Linked DNA regions of Homo sapiens: region 2 is linked to region 1. A link is a loop called in an ENCODE intact Hi-C map of the cell type or tissue named here. Cell type or tissue: Caco-2. All regions are shown on one strand. Region 1 overlaps SRPX (sushi repeat containing protein X-linked). Region 2 has its middle 47 kb from the start of RPGR.

Region 1 (8,000 bases):
CTAGTGACAGAAATGGGCTAACAAAGGGCCTGTCCATAGCTTGTGTGGACACAGGTACAGTGGTAACCCTTCTCTCCTCCATAGCTAAATCTGCAGAAGCTTCTCTTCTGGAAAGTCCTAATTTATGGGGGCTTTTGAAGAAGCCCAGAAGTCAGTTCCGTATGCCTGACTAGCAGGCAAGATCTATTCTGTTATATCTTGGCAAAGTTTCAACAGAGGAGAGATGTCCAGGAGTTGTGTGTAAAGGTGTATATGTTTGAAGGAGTAGAGCGAAAAAGAAACTTTAGCTTTTCAGAGCACCAGCTTCAACCCCAAGATGAAGGCTCAGAACAAGTACACAGAGAACCAGGATCTGTAAATGAGACATTCTTCCTTGGATTCCTTACATCCCTAAATAAGTGGCAGACTAATAGATAAAAGCGCAAGAGTAAGAAAAGAGGGGAAATACACAGAGGAAGATTCTTGTTCCAAATGGAACAAAGGGATCCAGAAAGATTAGTCTAAACCTTTTGCTAATCATGGGGAATGAACTGAAGAAAATGTTTATTACCAGTGCTTTTCTTGTGGCAGAAGATTCAACAGAATGTTCAGATGAAACAAGTTTATAGGACATATCAGACATTCAGCTTACCAAATCCCTGTCTTTACTACCATCATAAGTGCCTCAGCGATACCAACCATCAACTAAGAATAGTATGTTTCAAACTGTTGACCCCATTTAGTAGGTCATGACTAGTATTTTTGTAGTGAAATAGAATTGAAAATGTCAGGGTGCACTGCACATATAAAGAATAAACCTTACTTTGTACAATTTTTGTTTTTATATAGGTGTATGTGTGGTAGGGTATCCCCAGTTTGCATAGCACAGTCCCATTTTATGCCTGTTGTCCCAGCATTACTTTTTCAGCTTTACTGGGGTATAATGGGCAAAATTATATATATTTAAGGTTTACAACATGATGTTTTGAAATACGTATCCATTGTGATATAATCACCATAATCAAGCTAATTAACATATCCATCACCTCACATGGTTACCATCTAACATTATTATTAATAGCATTCTCTTTCACACTCAAAACCTTCCTGATTTGTACAATAAATAATATATTCACTCTAACAATAGGTCACAGTAGAATATATTTCTTCCTGTGGGTCTTGTCAAAAGTATTAGAAAAACAGTGATTTAAATACTTTGAAAACCTACATTTGTTAAGTTAATTCGGTTTCCTCCCTCAGAATGAAGGAATCTGAAAATCTGAGAAAGCCTTTGGGGGATCGGTGGTAGAAGTCTACTTTTATCTGATTTGTTCAGGGCATAGATGTTATATCCCATGAAACAGCAAGCAGACACTGAGTTTCCTCAACTGCTCATGGCCATCCTCTCTGGTAGGATGCAACTGAAAAAGCCCTGGGATTAAGTTCCAGTGCCATCCTGATTTGGGAAGCCACTTTTCTTTCCTGAGCCTCAGTTTGCTCATCTGTAAAATGGGACACCAGAAGTGTTTAGAAGGGCATAGTACCTGTTTTCAAATTATGTTACCCTAGAACACTCCCATCCTCAACCTCTAGCTGGGACAACAGCAGTCAAGCAAATCAAATTGCCCTCCTCCTTCTACACCTGGCAATAAACAAATTACCATGGCACATCATTTTAAAAATCTGCCTGGTCTTTCATTTCCATTGCCTCTTTAAGTCCTCAGTGCAACCTTATGAGGCAGGTATCATTCAGTGACTAGAATGTAAACCTGGGGAGGGCAACAACTCTTTGACACTTTGTTTATGATTGTATTCTCAGCTCAGAGAATGAAGTGATTATCAGTTATAGGAGAACAAGGATTGAACTTTTCTGATTCTAAATCTCATGCAATTTCACTCCTTGTTTCTGTCTTCATGACTCAGAAACCTACCTGAAAGCCCTTTCCCTCCTCTCAGTTCCTTTCTTGTGTTTAAAGCTATTTCAAAGCCTAGCTCCCCCAGTTTATCTTTCCTAACCATTCCATTCACATTGATGCACTCTGTTCACATTTTTAAATCAGCACTGATTTTATGTTGCGTTGGATTTTCAGAAGCCATTTCGAGTTTTTTCTTCCCAGCTAGACATCAAACTCTTCAGGGAATACGGTCAGGGTTTGTTTCCCCTTACTGCCCCTGTGAAACTAACAAAGGCTCTCAAAAGTTTTCTTCCCCTTGAGACTTTAGCCTACACATTACTGATATGCTCAAGCTGTTCCATCAATATCAGAATGAGACATCCATCTCCCTCAGTGAAGGCTGTACTTACAGAAACAGATACTGTATTTAAGGCACAAAAAGCTGCCCAAATAAAGCTGCGACTGGTACGTCGTTCTTGGCAGTAACCCAGCAGTATAACTTACAAAATTCTGGCACATCTTGGCAAAACTGAGAATAACTGAATTCAGAGAAGACAGAGTCTAAGAAAATAAAATAAAATCGCCACAGTGTGTACTGAGAATTGTAGGCAGCAAACTTTTAATTGCCAGCTGTAGATTGATATTTTAATATAGTACATTAAATGGCAGAGAGAGACAGAGAGAAGAGAGTGTGAAGAAAGATATTTCCAGAAAACAGCACTGAAACACTGAAATGAACATCATGAGAATGCCTGAAAGTGACAGGCTGCAGTCTGCTCAGCTGAAACCTAAGGCTTCTTCCTTATAAAACATTCTCCGGTTCCCCAACAGGGAATAGAACACGAGCACCCAAGAACAAAAACCTGGACTTTACTTGAAGTTTTTTACAGATGGCTATTTTATCCAGCTCTGCCTGTGTTGGGAGGTAGAATCATTTCTTTTCTGGGTAGCTTCTCTCTTGAAAGCACCGATTTCTCCATTCGGTGCCCTTGAACTGATAGTCACACAGTAGCTGTTGTCAGTTATTATTATCTTCACTGGGAGACTCAAGCTCTAGTGGGAAAGTGAAGGTGCAACTAAGCTGACGGCAATTCTAGTTTTCAAAATGATCATCTGCAGGCTTTTGGCAATACCTGTTGTGTGAGGCTACACCCCAGCACACAATGCCTGGTGCTAGCACTTCCTAGGTGTGATAGACATCTATTGTGTTCCTCTCAAAGAAAGAAGAGCCTTTCTTTTGGAAAACTGCATTATTCCTCATACCTATGTGGTTCTAGTAGAGGTGAGTTTATCCTATCCCTTGACTACAGGAGCAATCATATGAACCAATTACATGAACCAATGAGAATCTTGGAAGGATTTTTCTCTGGTGGTAAAATGAGGAAGATGTGAGCCCTGAAGCTGCCAACGACAAAGATTAAATCTCATACAGAATGCTAATTCGAGAGAATGAAGCCATCAAAGAAAAGCAAAAACAAAACAGAGAAAGAGAGAAAGAGAGATCCCACAATATTTGAGCCCTTGGTTCCAGTATTGCTTGGCCCCACAAGCATACCTCTGCCCTAACATAAGATGATAAGCCCATCCTTTCTTCAAAGCTTTTTCGAAACTGGTTTCTGTCATGTGCCATCAAGAGTCCTAACTTAAACAGTAGACCATCAATTTACATTTGAATGAAATAGATGACTAAAACATACAGCATGACATCTGGTTTGAGATAAGAAATCAATCTCAGTGTATCATTTCCAATTCCCTATTTCAAAACAATACTATAGCTCAGACTTAACACTTTAAAATTAAATTAAAACATTAGTGAGCCATTCCATAAATTTAGTGGGACCAGCTTTATTTGCAATAAAATACATTAGATTAGAATAGGGGAAAATAGCAGATACTTATAATATACCATACATAGTAAAAGTGAGCATTGTTTCATGACACTTTTGTTTCAATTATACACAGACACACACACACACACACACACACATATACCATATTTTATTGACTCTAAAACAACACTTTTTAACATTTTAATTTCCCTGAACCCAAGATGAGCTCTATAATCAATGGAATGGCATAGTTTAATTGGTATCATTTTTCTTTTTTAGTGATACCTAAAATAATGGTGACTGACGACTGACAGAGTTTTGGAGTTGATGGCATACTGTGTGCATGGTATGTGTGTGTTTTGGATTGTGATATAAAACATATTTCTTACTGCAGGTAGCAATCAAAAGAGTTTGAAAACAATTGTATTACACACCTTATCTAGAACTCCCAAGTTGATAATCAGAATAGTCTTTGCTGTACATATCAGCTAAGTCATTTATCCACTCTCATATTTACATAATGCCTTAACACACTAGTTTTTTACAGGGTTCCCCAAATGGCTTTCTTCTCATTGTGGAAACTTCCTGATCCTCATGGGGAAACCTCAGGCAGCAGAACAGGCAAGTGGAGATAATATGTTGCATGGATAGGCTTCTGGTGCTATCCAACGAATACCACATTTAGCCCACTGCCCAGCTAAAGAGAGCCCCACAAAGAGGCACAGCGTGGCTTGTAACCCTGCCAAAGTATCAGGGCACTGATGACAGGGGAGTCATGTGGCCTCTCACCTACAGATGGCAGCATCCCCAAAGTGCATTTATAAATCAGTTGCTTATAATTTGAAATTGGCTTTTCCTTGGAAACCACATTATCAGTGGTGATCAGGTCCCCTAGAGAGTCCATAAGAGCTGTTTTAAGCCATAATATAGTCAAACTCTAGATGTCCCTGGGGGGATGGCTCAGGGTCCACTAAATGGGGAGGCCATTCTCGTCCCTCTCATGCCCGCTGTCCCCTGCCCTGAAACACAGCATTCAGGTTCATTCTACTTCCTGTACAATCATCCTGCTACTTTTCAGTCTCGAGCTGCTGACCCAGACAGAGTTTAACAAAGAGGCTAATATGGATATGGATATTTATATGTGTGTCCTGTTTTCTGTTATTGAGAGTGCTGTGATCCAAGATTTTGAAGCTCAGAAATTCCAGATGCAAACACAAATTACCATTTTATTTCTTGGCTGCTCTTAAGGATGCTGCAACTTGTCAATACAGGAGCCTGCAGGCATGTTGGCCCCTTCCCAGTCCCTTGCTGGAGAAGGGCCTGCAGTGACAGGCTCCCTTTGTCCTTCCCCTAGGACCAAGGCAGGCTGTCTGCAGGGAAGGGACTGGAGGGGCTGGTGAAGTCCTCATTTGCAGCGATGAGGGCAGTTCTCAGAAACCATGGGCCAGTGAAAAAGGCAGTATGTGCCCTAAAGGGAACTTTGCCAAAAATTGAGTCTTTCTGAGCAATTTTCCAGCATCCTGGTGTGCAGATGAAAGTCCAGGGTAAGAAGGAAATAAAAGGTAAATTAAATGAAGTAGCAACTATTTCTCCAGCCTTTTACCATGCAGGAGCAGCTTTGTACAGCACCATCTTATCTGGTCTTACTGGCCAAGGTAGACACCAGTGAGTCCTAACACAGTCCTTACAGTCCTAGCTTGTAAGAGAGAAGAAATACCTACTATTTAGTTAACAGACACTACCTCAGGCACTGCCTTGGGTGATTTACATGAATTATTTAATTCAATCAAGGTACTCACATGAATTCACATGAAACCTATCCAAAAAAGAAAGGTGGGGAGGGGGGGAAATGCAAACACACTATTTTGCAGCCCTAACAAAACCTGTCAGTAATTGTTTTGTTAGTATGGGTCTTTTAATGTTCTTCTATGTGTAGTAGTCAAGTCACATTCAAATTTTACACAGCACAATCAAACTGGGTATGGGATCTTCATCATTGTTAAGGCTGCATTAGGGAAGTTAAGACAGGGCATTTTTAGAGCATGAATGCCAATGCTTCCTAGAAATTCCCCTCTTCAATGAAATTCTGAGCAAGGAATTATAAATGAAAAATTAAAGCAGGCAGCAAATGGGAAACACCCTAGGCAGTCTTTTTCTCTCCTCCCTTGATGAACACCCAAAAATTTTCCTCAAATGCTTGCAAATGGCAACTTTTTGTCTCATTGTAAAATCTTGAACAAGTGGTAGGTCAGCCATCTCCACTGAGAATTTTCTAGTTTGTAAATCTGAAGAGGATAATTTGAGGAGGTACATATGTCCTTCAAACATCAAATTACAGATTGCTCTGGCACAATATCATGAAATACATTTGAAAGTAACTAAAGGTTGAAAATGGAATCAATTTCAAAGTCAAGCAATTAGGATCCTATTTCAGGCAGTATGGTGAGCCATGTAGCCTGGCTGTGCTTACATGAAAATCAATGAAAAAAATCCACTTTTAGCTTGCAAGAAAGTAAGAAATACTGTGAAAGCAGGATCCTGATTAGGTACCAGATATTAAGGCTCACCTTTTATTCTGAGGATAACTGCCAAAACTGAGCTTTAATTTCCATGGACTGGTGAGACCTTGGATACAGAAGACAAACTCCAGAGACTATTCAAGGTCATCAGTTTTAGAGGAGACTGCCTACATCCCCTCACCCTCACCTCCTACATAAAGCTGATATACCAACAGCCTATACTCTCAGTGTAAAGAGTGAAATAAATCCATCCCATGTATAGGGACTACAAAGAAAAGTTCTCATCTTGTACCCCAGCAGTGAGTGAAAGAAGGAAAATCCTTCCCCTGAGAATTAATAACCATATTATTATTACTATTATATTATTACTAAAATACCACTAACAATAATTAAAACCACAGTCATACCATTTCTGACCCATTAGTTTGGAAGAACTCTAAAAATATAACAAGATCAAGTGTTAACAAGGATGTTGAGCAATGGAAATACACATTGGTGCTAGAAGTTTAGATTGGTATAACTTCCTTAGTAAATAATTTGGCATTATTGAACAAAGTCAAAGATATGTATGCATATTATCCAGCAATTCAACTCCTAGGTACTTAGTCTAGAGAAATTCCTGCACATTGTTCAAGGGAGATAGACAAGAATCTTCCCAATAGCACTGTTTACAAGAACATAAAACTAGCAACAACCCAAAATGCACATCAAGAGTAGCATGGATAAATGATGGCATATTTACACAATGGGATCTTACAAGATAACGTGAATGAAAAAATCACAACTGCATGTAACAACATGAGCAACTCTTAAGAATCTAATGTTAAGTGAAGAAAAGCAAGCAAGTTATAGAAGACTATATTCAGCATGTGTCCATTTATACACAAGTCAAAAGCATGCAAATGTAAATAATGTTTTTTGTTTGTTTGTTTTTGGTTTTTTTTTTTTTTTTTTTTTTTTTTTGAGATACAGTCTTGCTCTGTCACCCAGGCTGGAGTGCAGTGGCGCGATCTTGGCTCACTGCAACATCCACTTCCTCGGTTCAAGCAATTCTCCTGCCTCAGCCTCCCAAGTAGCTAGGATTACAGGCACGTGCCACCACGCCCAGCTAATTTTTGTATTTTTAGTAGAGATGGAGTTTCACCATGTTGACCAGGCTGTTCTTGAACTCCTGACTTCAGGTGATCTGCCTGCCTCGGCCTCCCAAAGTGCTGGGGTTACAGGCATGAGCCACTTTACCCGGCTGTAAATAATGTATTTTTAGAGATATAAACATATTCTATAAAGAAAATAATAGGAATGATAAATACAAAATTTAGGACATTGGTTACCTCTGAGGAGATAGCGAAAGGAAAAGAATCCAAAGGAAAGAATAGCAAGGACTACAGGGTAAAGTTTTTGCTCTTTTTTTGGTAAGTTCTTATTAAACTGGCTGGTAAGTAGAGGTGTTTGTGGTTTTTTTTTTTTTTTTTTTACCATACCCATATTATGTAAATATTCTTTTTTTCTACTCATTGTTTAATTTAAAATTTTTCAAGCAGAGCAATTAAAATATCTTTGATGCAAAGAGCTTGTTAGGTTTGTTTCTCATTTGTTTGCAATGATAAGAACATGTTTATCCAAGAAGTTCTTAAAAATTACCATTTGGGCCTCCAACTAAAAGATATGCTTTGCCAATAAAATTAGAGAGTCTTAGATCTGGAAATACTCTTGGAAGACAATCTGATGCACACGCCAGCCTCAAGTACTGAGAGAGTCCCAATGAAAACTCAAAAGTT
Region 2 (8,000 bases), 88 kb after region 1:
TGGGCTTCTCTAGCTCCACTTTCAGGGTGATTTTTGCTTCCTTAGTGATATCTTCTCCTATTCCTTCTATACATAATTTTGTCTAGACTGCACCTTTGAAGAACTGATCACAACTTCAAATACTGCTGTGACCAACTTTCAATCATTCACACATGTAAACATACACAGGTGTGTGTACACATACACACCCCATTTCTGCCACCAGTGCCAGGGCTCCTAACTTTGCACTTTCAGCATTTCAAGGACTGAGTGCTGAACTTCTTGGTTAATTTCCCAACGGTGTACTATCCTGGCCCATACCATTCTACTTCCACTCATGCGGGAGGCAGAATGCTACCAAGCAGCATTCTAGAAAGTGTGCTAGAGACAAAGTTTGCTTAGTTCACAAATAAGCCAAAGCCTTTCTCTTATGGCACATGAATTCATGTATTCATGTATTCATGGGAGTATTTCTGATCCCAAAGGCAACTGGAATCTGTCCTCTGCAGAAACTAGAGAACCCATATGTTTTCTCCCAGGATCTCAGGATTTAAGCATCTATCATCATACCTTTTCAATAGTTTCAGCTGAGCTATCATCATTGGTTCTTTCTGCTCCTTCTGTTTTACTGTGATAACCTGTAGGAACACTTTCATCATCTCCCACAGTTTTCTTCTTGCTTTCCACATTTTCAGCATTAATTTCCTCATCCACATCTTCTAGTTTTAGTTCCTCAGTTTTAGAAAATTCATGATCCTGTGACAAAATTGACCATCAGAGAAGAGTAAGATTTTCTTGTTAAAAAACGAGGGATTTGATATTGCTGTCATAAATAATTTGTGTCATCTAAAAAAACCAGGAAAATATTAATTCAAATATTGAAGCCGAAGAAAAAAATACTGTACAGTCCATGCTGAATATCAAGTTACTGTATTAACAAGGATTTTACGCATGCCACTCTATTTCAATGACTAGGATTTCCAAAATTCTTACTAGCACCCATGGCAAGGTTACAATGGAAAAAAAAAATAAATACTCTTTCTTGGTTGTCTCACAATGCTTTCAACCTTGAGAAAAGTTTAAAAAGCGTTCTGTCTACTGTAGCATTATAACATAATCATATCTATATATTATATTCATTTTCCAAAATATAGGGATTTAGAATCACTTCAGAAGTACGATTCACTGACAGTCATGAGGAAGATAAGTATAATTATTTACATTCCAGGAAAAAAGATAAAGGAACATAGACAGTTTAAATGGTTTGCTCATGGTTATTAAAAGCAGAAGGAAAACCAAACAGAGGCAGAACTTGTTCTGTCTGGCTACTGGCCAGCTAATCCAAACGATAAAAGAGGCTGTCTATGGATTTGATAGACTGATAGTAAATCATGGAATGCTTATTAAGTATAGGCAGAAAATATTAGTTTCAGCCTTTATTCTACACTGAGATTTCTTTTTTTTTTTTAACTTTCTAATTTTGGGTGAAATACTCTGATTGTCATTAAGATATTAGGTTTCTCATTAGATTCCCCCCCATACTTTTCATTTACACACTTCACTAAAGTTATAACTTTATAGTTTATTATAATTAAGTTTATTATAACTGCTTCTAAAATATGTGAAGCAGTTATCAGTGCCATTTACTCCTTCAAATAACATTTGTACAAAGTTCACCTTGGCAATATTTGCTTCAGACCATATCCCCTTCAACACTGTAATTAGCTTTTGATGGTCAGCTTTCTAGTAGCTGTCTGGCTAAGGATAAAGCCTGACTGATACTCAACAGAATCTTTAGTAGGTGGTTGGAAAATAATGCCTCTAAAATTTAACTCACCTTTCTTCTGGTAAAAATATAAAATGCGAGAGTCCAGGCTAGGAAGAGGATGTTTATACAGTACACCTTAATAGTAAACATTAGTGTCATCCTCAGGCCAATTGCAAAGGCGTGGCCTAATAGCATTCCCACTGAGGACAGGAAGCCCTAAGTAAATAAAGCTTTGAGATTTTAAAAAGAGTTTCAGAAGCTACTCAGGAAGAATTAGATTTAGGTTAATCCAAGGTCATGAGGCAATGTATGCAAGAGAGGAATGTGGGAGAAAGGAACATGGTACCAGGGCAGACAGCTATTTCAAATGATGATTGATTAGACTGGGTAGGGTTAACATGAGGTAGTTATCATTTACTTTTAAGCTTTGTTTTTGTCTGCATGATTCCAACCGCCTGTTTTTTGCTTTTGTTTGAGACAGGGTCTCACTCTGTCACCCAGGCTGGAGTGCAGTGGCACAATCTTGGCTCACTGCAACCTCCACCTCCCGGGTTGAAGCGATTCTCCTGCCTCAGCCTCCCGAGTAGCTGGGATTACAGGCACCCACCACCACACCCAGCTGATTTTTGTACTTTTAGTAAAGACGGGGTTTCGCCATGTTGGCCAGGCTGGCCTCAAACTCCTGACTTCAGGTGATCCTCCCGCCTTGGCCTCCCAAAGTGCTAGGATTACAAGCGTGAGCCACCACGCCCAGCCTGATTTCCCCTTTTGAGTGACTTATATTGTGTATCATGCCTAGCCAGGTATACATTATGGGTAGCTAAAATTATCAGAAACAACTTCACTTTGAAAGGGAATGGGAAGATTACTAGATTTAAGACTTATGACTGATAGTTGTCTGCATAAATATACATAAATGAAAGGTTAACTAAAAAGAACAGTGCTCCTGAGACAAGGAATTTCAGACTATGCCCCTCTTTTCACAGAGGGAGGGATCAGTGAGCTGTGTTCCCAGCATAATCCTCAATTACTTGGGAAGCTTGGCTAACCTAGCACCTGGGTCAACTCCAACTGGGCTTGTTAACTGAGGTATTCATGTAACCACAGGATAATGTCATGCTATTATAAAAAGACACGTGGGAGTTTTACCTTATTTTAGAAATAAGTAAAACACTCATAACAAACTACAATTTTACTCATTAACTTTAAACAATCTATAACAATGAAGAACTTTTGGAACTATATCATTTTCTAAATTTGAGAAAGCTATTAGAAAATGACATTTTCACTAGAAATCACATCATAGCACTCACAGACTAAGCACATTTAAAATTATTCTAAACACATCTGGACGACTACTTGAAGTCACAGAAAGCACTTACCTTTTAAACTGAAACAATTTGGGAGTGACTGGCAGAATACTGTCATTTTATAAAAAGAAAGAGTAAAGTTTAAGTACATTCTTGGCACTAGAACCATCTAAGAAGATGTAAACAGGTAGTCTGAAATGGTCAGTATATGTCTGTGTCTTGCGTTAGGATCACAGTAAAGAAGTGAATGGGCCTGACCTCTCACAAAAGGACCCTTTGTTTCATTGGTCAGGCATGGCACAGTCAGGTGCAGACTCTGGTCTGGCCCAAGGCAACACTTTTCATATTTCTTAAGGAACAGAACAAGAGAGCAAAGGTTCCTACTGAGGTTTCTGTTTACTTAAGAACACAATTACATCGCATGCTTTAAGGAGAATGCTGGGATGGGGGCTGGGGGGTGGGGCTGAGAGTGGGAAATGACTGAAAGGGGTTAAAGTGAAGCTTCTGAGGGAGCTGGTACTGTGTTTTTCCTTGATTTGGATGCTGATCAGTTTGTGATGGGTGTATTCACTTTGTGAAAAATATATTGAGGGACACATGTATGAGATAGGCACTTTTGTCCGTGGGTATTATAGTTTTTTAAAAGTAATAAAACAAACCAGAGCTATAAAGTATAAAATTTTGTGCTATAATTCAGAATTTCTGACATGCTTCAATGTCATGTAGGGTAGAAAATGTTTCCCAGATAGGTTAATATAGCATAAAACTTTGTATTTAAGTTATATCAGGTAGAAAAATCAAAATTTCAAGTATATATTTTTTTTTTGGACAGGAAAAGTTAACCTGTAAGTTCATGTTTTAACTACACTGAAAATCATGGAAACAGCAGTATGGGGTGGGAAGGGCATTAAATACAAAGCCCTAAGCACTGCTTTCCAAGCCTTAATCTAATCACTCATGGCCTGAGCATGGCACCCAGTGAATGTATTTTATAGTCTACCTGTAAAATGGAAAAATAACATTAGCAATACCTACCTCAGAGGGTTTGTGTAAAGATTAAAAAGATTATTTACAGAGAAAAATAACATGAGCATATACTATATATTTGTATATAAGTATAAATAATTTTGTAGAGGCCCCTCCATAAAAAGTAAGATAGAATTCTTAGTGTGCATTGAGGACTGTCGAAAAACAGTAAGTTTGGACTTTTTTTTCCCATAATGTCCCAGATCTTATCACTGGAAAATAGTTCATTTAAAACGTCCACTTATTTTTGTGTCCTCTATACATCCTTTTATTGTGAGCCAGGAGCCTAGCATCAAGGCCAGTGAGGGAAGGAGCCATGGGAACTGGGGAGAGGGGTGCCAGCCTCAGCTCAGCTTCAGGTCAGTGTTGCCACAGTGTGATGCTCCCAGACCCAGGCTTTCCAAAAGTCCAAGAAACATTATTATTATTTGAGACAGGGCCTCACTCTGTCACTCAAGCTGGAGTGCAGTGGCACAATCACAGCTTACTACAGCCTTGACCTTCAGGGCTCAAGCGATCTTCCCACTTCAGCCTCCTGAGTAGCTGGGACTACAGGGCGCACACCACCATGCCTAACTAATCTTTTAATTTTTTTGTAGAGACAGGTTTTTATCATCTTGCCCAGGCTGGTCTTGAACTCCTGGCCTCAAGCAATCCTCCAGCCTCAGCCTCCCAAAGTTCTGCGATTACAGGTGTGAGTCACCATGCCTGGCTGAGAAACTTTTTAAATGTAAAATCTCCTGACATTTCAATGTTGGCAACCAATATGATTTAAATAAAAAAAAACTGCACCAAACAAAATAAGTCTGCAGGCCAGACTGCACCCATGGGCTGCCAGTTGTGATCTCCAAATTCTTGGCTGATCATACTACTTTATAATCTCTTAAACTCTTCCTTCTTTCTAGGCACCACTCCCTTATGTCATTCCTAATCCTGTATTCTCACCACTGAATACATTCCAGTTTGATAGGCAGGCCTACAGAAATAAATGTTCAGAGTATAGAATATCTTGCTGGCGAGCATTTTTATTCTCATTTTCAGATTTATTCTTTACTATCTCTACTCTTTTTCCTTAGAAGATTTTCTTGTTGTCCATAAACAAATGCATGATCCACGACTATACCTTATGTGCTAATTATTTTTATTTATTTTGATAACAAGGTTAGGACACAGAGGGAAATGTTCAGTGACAGAAAACACACCTAAATTTTCGGCTAACCACATGAGTGTGATCAGCGTTTCAACACACTTTAAATATTTAGGGGCATTTATTGACTAATGTATGGTGTGTAATAGTTTCACTCCACCTTATACTTAAGCATGATCATTATTGCAATCTACTTTATTCCCACAGATCTATTTCTATAAGCCAATTTATATTTTGCTATTATGTTACATTTAAACAAAAGTCAGGTTCACATGACTAAACTCACGCACATCAGTCAGTGACCTGGAGATTCATGAGTGTAGCTTTGCACCTACCTTGGTGTGATCACAGAGTATAATTAGAGTGATACAGGTTACCATTTGCTGAGTGCCTATAACATGTTTCATGTGTTAGGTAATTTAATCGTCAAAAGTCCCTTCCTTTATCAAATGAGGGAAATAAGACTCAGAAAGGTCAAATAACAACCACCACCACCACCACCACCACAACTTTTCTAGGTGTCCACACAGCTCATCAGTGGAGGGCTGGGATTTTAACTCAGTTCTACTGGACTTTGGAGCCCATGTTTGTTTCCAAACCTGCTCATTTAATTTGAGGATAATAATGGCTGTTCTCACAGATGTTTTTTTTCTCCGCCTCACTAATGTTTAAAGCATTGCAGATTTTTCTTTTGGTTCATAAGCTCACATCAATAACACTCTATTCTTATGTATATATTAATTATGAACAAAATTTATCATCTTTTCCCCAGAAAACCAAAGTCTCTGGAGTACACATCTCCCTTCCTAAATTGAGAAATATGCTTAAAAAATTAAATATTTTAAAAATTAAATATCTATATCTGATATTTAATTTTCACAGTTCTGATTCTATTCCTCTGCAGAGCAGATTTCCCGGAGCTCATTCTTTCCTGGCAATGTGGGTTCTGCCCCTGGCCCTCTACTAGGCTGCCTCCTAGAGGCTCTCTCTGCAGCTACTACCACTCCTTCCTCTCTGAAACCCCTTCTTTGGCTTGGGTGGTATCTCTCTTTCCTAGTAAGTATGCTCCCACACCTCCTTCTCAGACTTCACTTTCTCAACCTCTCCCTTACCTACTGACATTTCTCTGAATTCTGTCTTCAACTCTCCTCCATTCACATTAGGAACACTTCCTTTCAGTCAAATCCAGTTTTAACTACATCTATGAGCTGGCGATACTCAGCAGTCTCCGTGAGCTCCAGATCCATACAGGTATCTGCCTCCTGAACATCTCCTACAATCTAAAATCAACAGTAAAAAACTGTCTCCCAAACATGCTTCTGCTCCCTTATTCTCGATCTTGCTGAATAGTACTCTTTCTACTCAGTTCTCCAGGTCAGAAACAAGAAAAGCTTGGCCTTTCCTTCTTCCATGGTCACATTTTATTTTTGCTATGTAAGTGTATAGCAAGTTTCTCTATAGTGAAATAATAGAAGACATTTCAGTTGCACTCACCTTGACTGCTGCTGTTCAGCAGCAGCAGCAGCAGCAGCAGCAGCAGTTTCTGTGGTAGGTAATCCTTTGCAGCTTACCTTAAAGTCTTTTTCAGCCAGAGTCCTCATTAGGAAATGTAACTCAATGGATTCTATATATACTACTCACACTTCCCTCAATAATGATCAGTAATAAACTACTATAAAAGCCTGAACAACCAGCAGATGGGAACAATAAAGAAGGAACCAGTTATTTTAATCTATATAACCAAGTGTTAATTCATGAGGGACAAAGTGGTCTCATTCTTAAGCTTCCTTTTTTTTCTCCTAAGATATATAAAATTTACAAACATGTAAATCACTTCTGTCGATGAAAGCCTGGATAGACCTGGGTCTTTTGTACCCCAACCCACCCCTAACCCACAATACACTCCTCTCCATAAACTTTTTGAGGGTACTAGACCTGCCACATGTGATTAAATAAATGTTCGCCCAACAGTGGGCACAGAAAGTTAGTGTGTGCTTAGTAGTTTAGGATAACTGTTTACTTTAGTATAACTACTAGTTAGTTTGAATGTGGGGTCGCTTTGGTGACGAGACTTAAGATTTTTTATTGAGGAAAAAGGAATTGCAGAAAATCTGGGTGTGACAGAGCTCTAGCTGGTAATGAACAACTGCTGTTCCTATAGAATCCCTTAGGTCACTCATTCTCATTCTATAATTTTCCAGATGAAGAAATTGAGGACTGCAAAGCTAAGAGACTAGCCCAAGTTCAGACAGCTCAAAAGTACAAAACCAGAAGAAGGGCTTTGGTCTCAAAGTGACTAGGGAGGCCAGTGTTCTCCACTAGAAAACAATGCTTGCATGAACTACCACTTCTAAAGAGCACAAAATGTTTTTGGCCAGGGAAATGTGAAGAAATGCTATTTAAACGTGGACATATAGACCAGGTTTAATACTGAGATGGGTGTATTTTAGAACGTTGTTTCTGTATTACTGGCTGATTATCTCTTCAGTAGAAGATGAATGCTCATAGCTATTACATTAATAACTTGAGTTTAAGAGTTTCTCATTTCCCTGGAGGTTTTTTTCTTTATGAATTCTGTGTCATCCATCTTAATTATTTTAAATCTACTTTTTAAATAATCATGTTCGGCACATATATTTTTATCATAGTATTAATTCTTTTCTACTATCCCTTAATGAATGTGGTCGAATTCGGTAAAGCAATGCAATGCCAAATCAGTACATTTGGTTAGTTAGGGGAAGCTGCCAGAGATCCTTGCAGCTAAGGCAAA

The links. A loop is a pair of places that touch in the nucleus more often than their neighbours do. Peaks named below come from ENCODE experiments on the same cell type or tissue, not always from the same donor. Only the 100,000 strongest peaks of a DNase experiment are listed, where the experiment ranks them.
Region 2: it touches region 1 in a loop (2.4-fold over the local background); 25 of 110 quality-filtered maps call a loop at or near these places.

What each region holds. Positions count from the first base shown.
Region 1 is chrX:38,187,706-38,195,705 of GRCh38, forward strand. The region is part of intron 1 of SRPX (sushi repeat containing protein X-linked); the gene reads right to left. Among named protein-coding and RNA genes, the nearest start is that of SRPX, 29 kb to the right of the region's middle. In Caco-2, a CTCF peak has its summit at 4,537 (motif pointing right); no DNase peak of the experiment used is centred here.
Region 2 is chrX:38,276,038-38,284,037 of GRCh38, forward strand. It overlaps a transcript of RPGR not described here. Among named protein-coding and RNA genes, the nearest start is that of RPGR, 47 kb to the right of the region's middle. In Caco-2, no CTCF peak of the experiment used is centred here; a DNase peak (open chromatin) is centred at 3,394.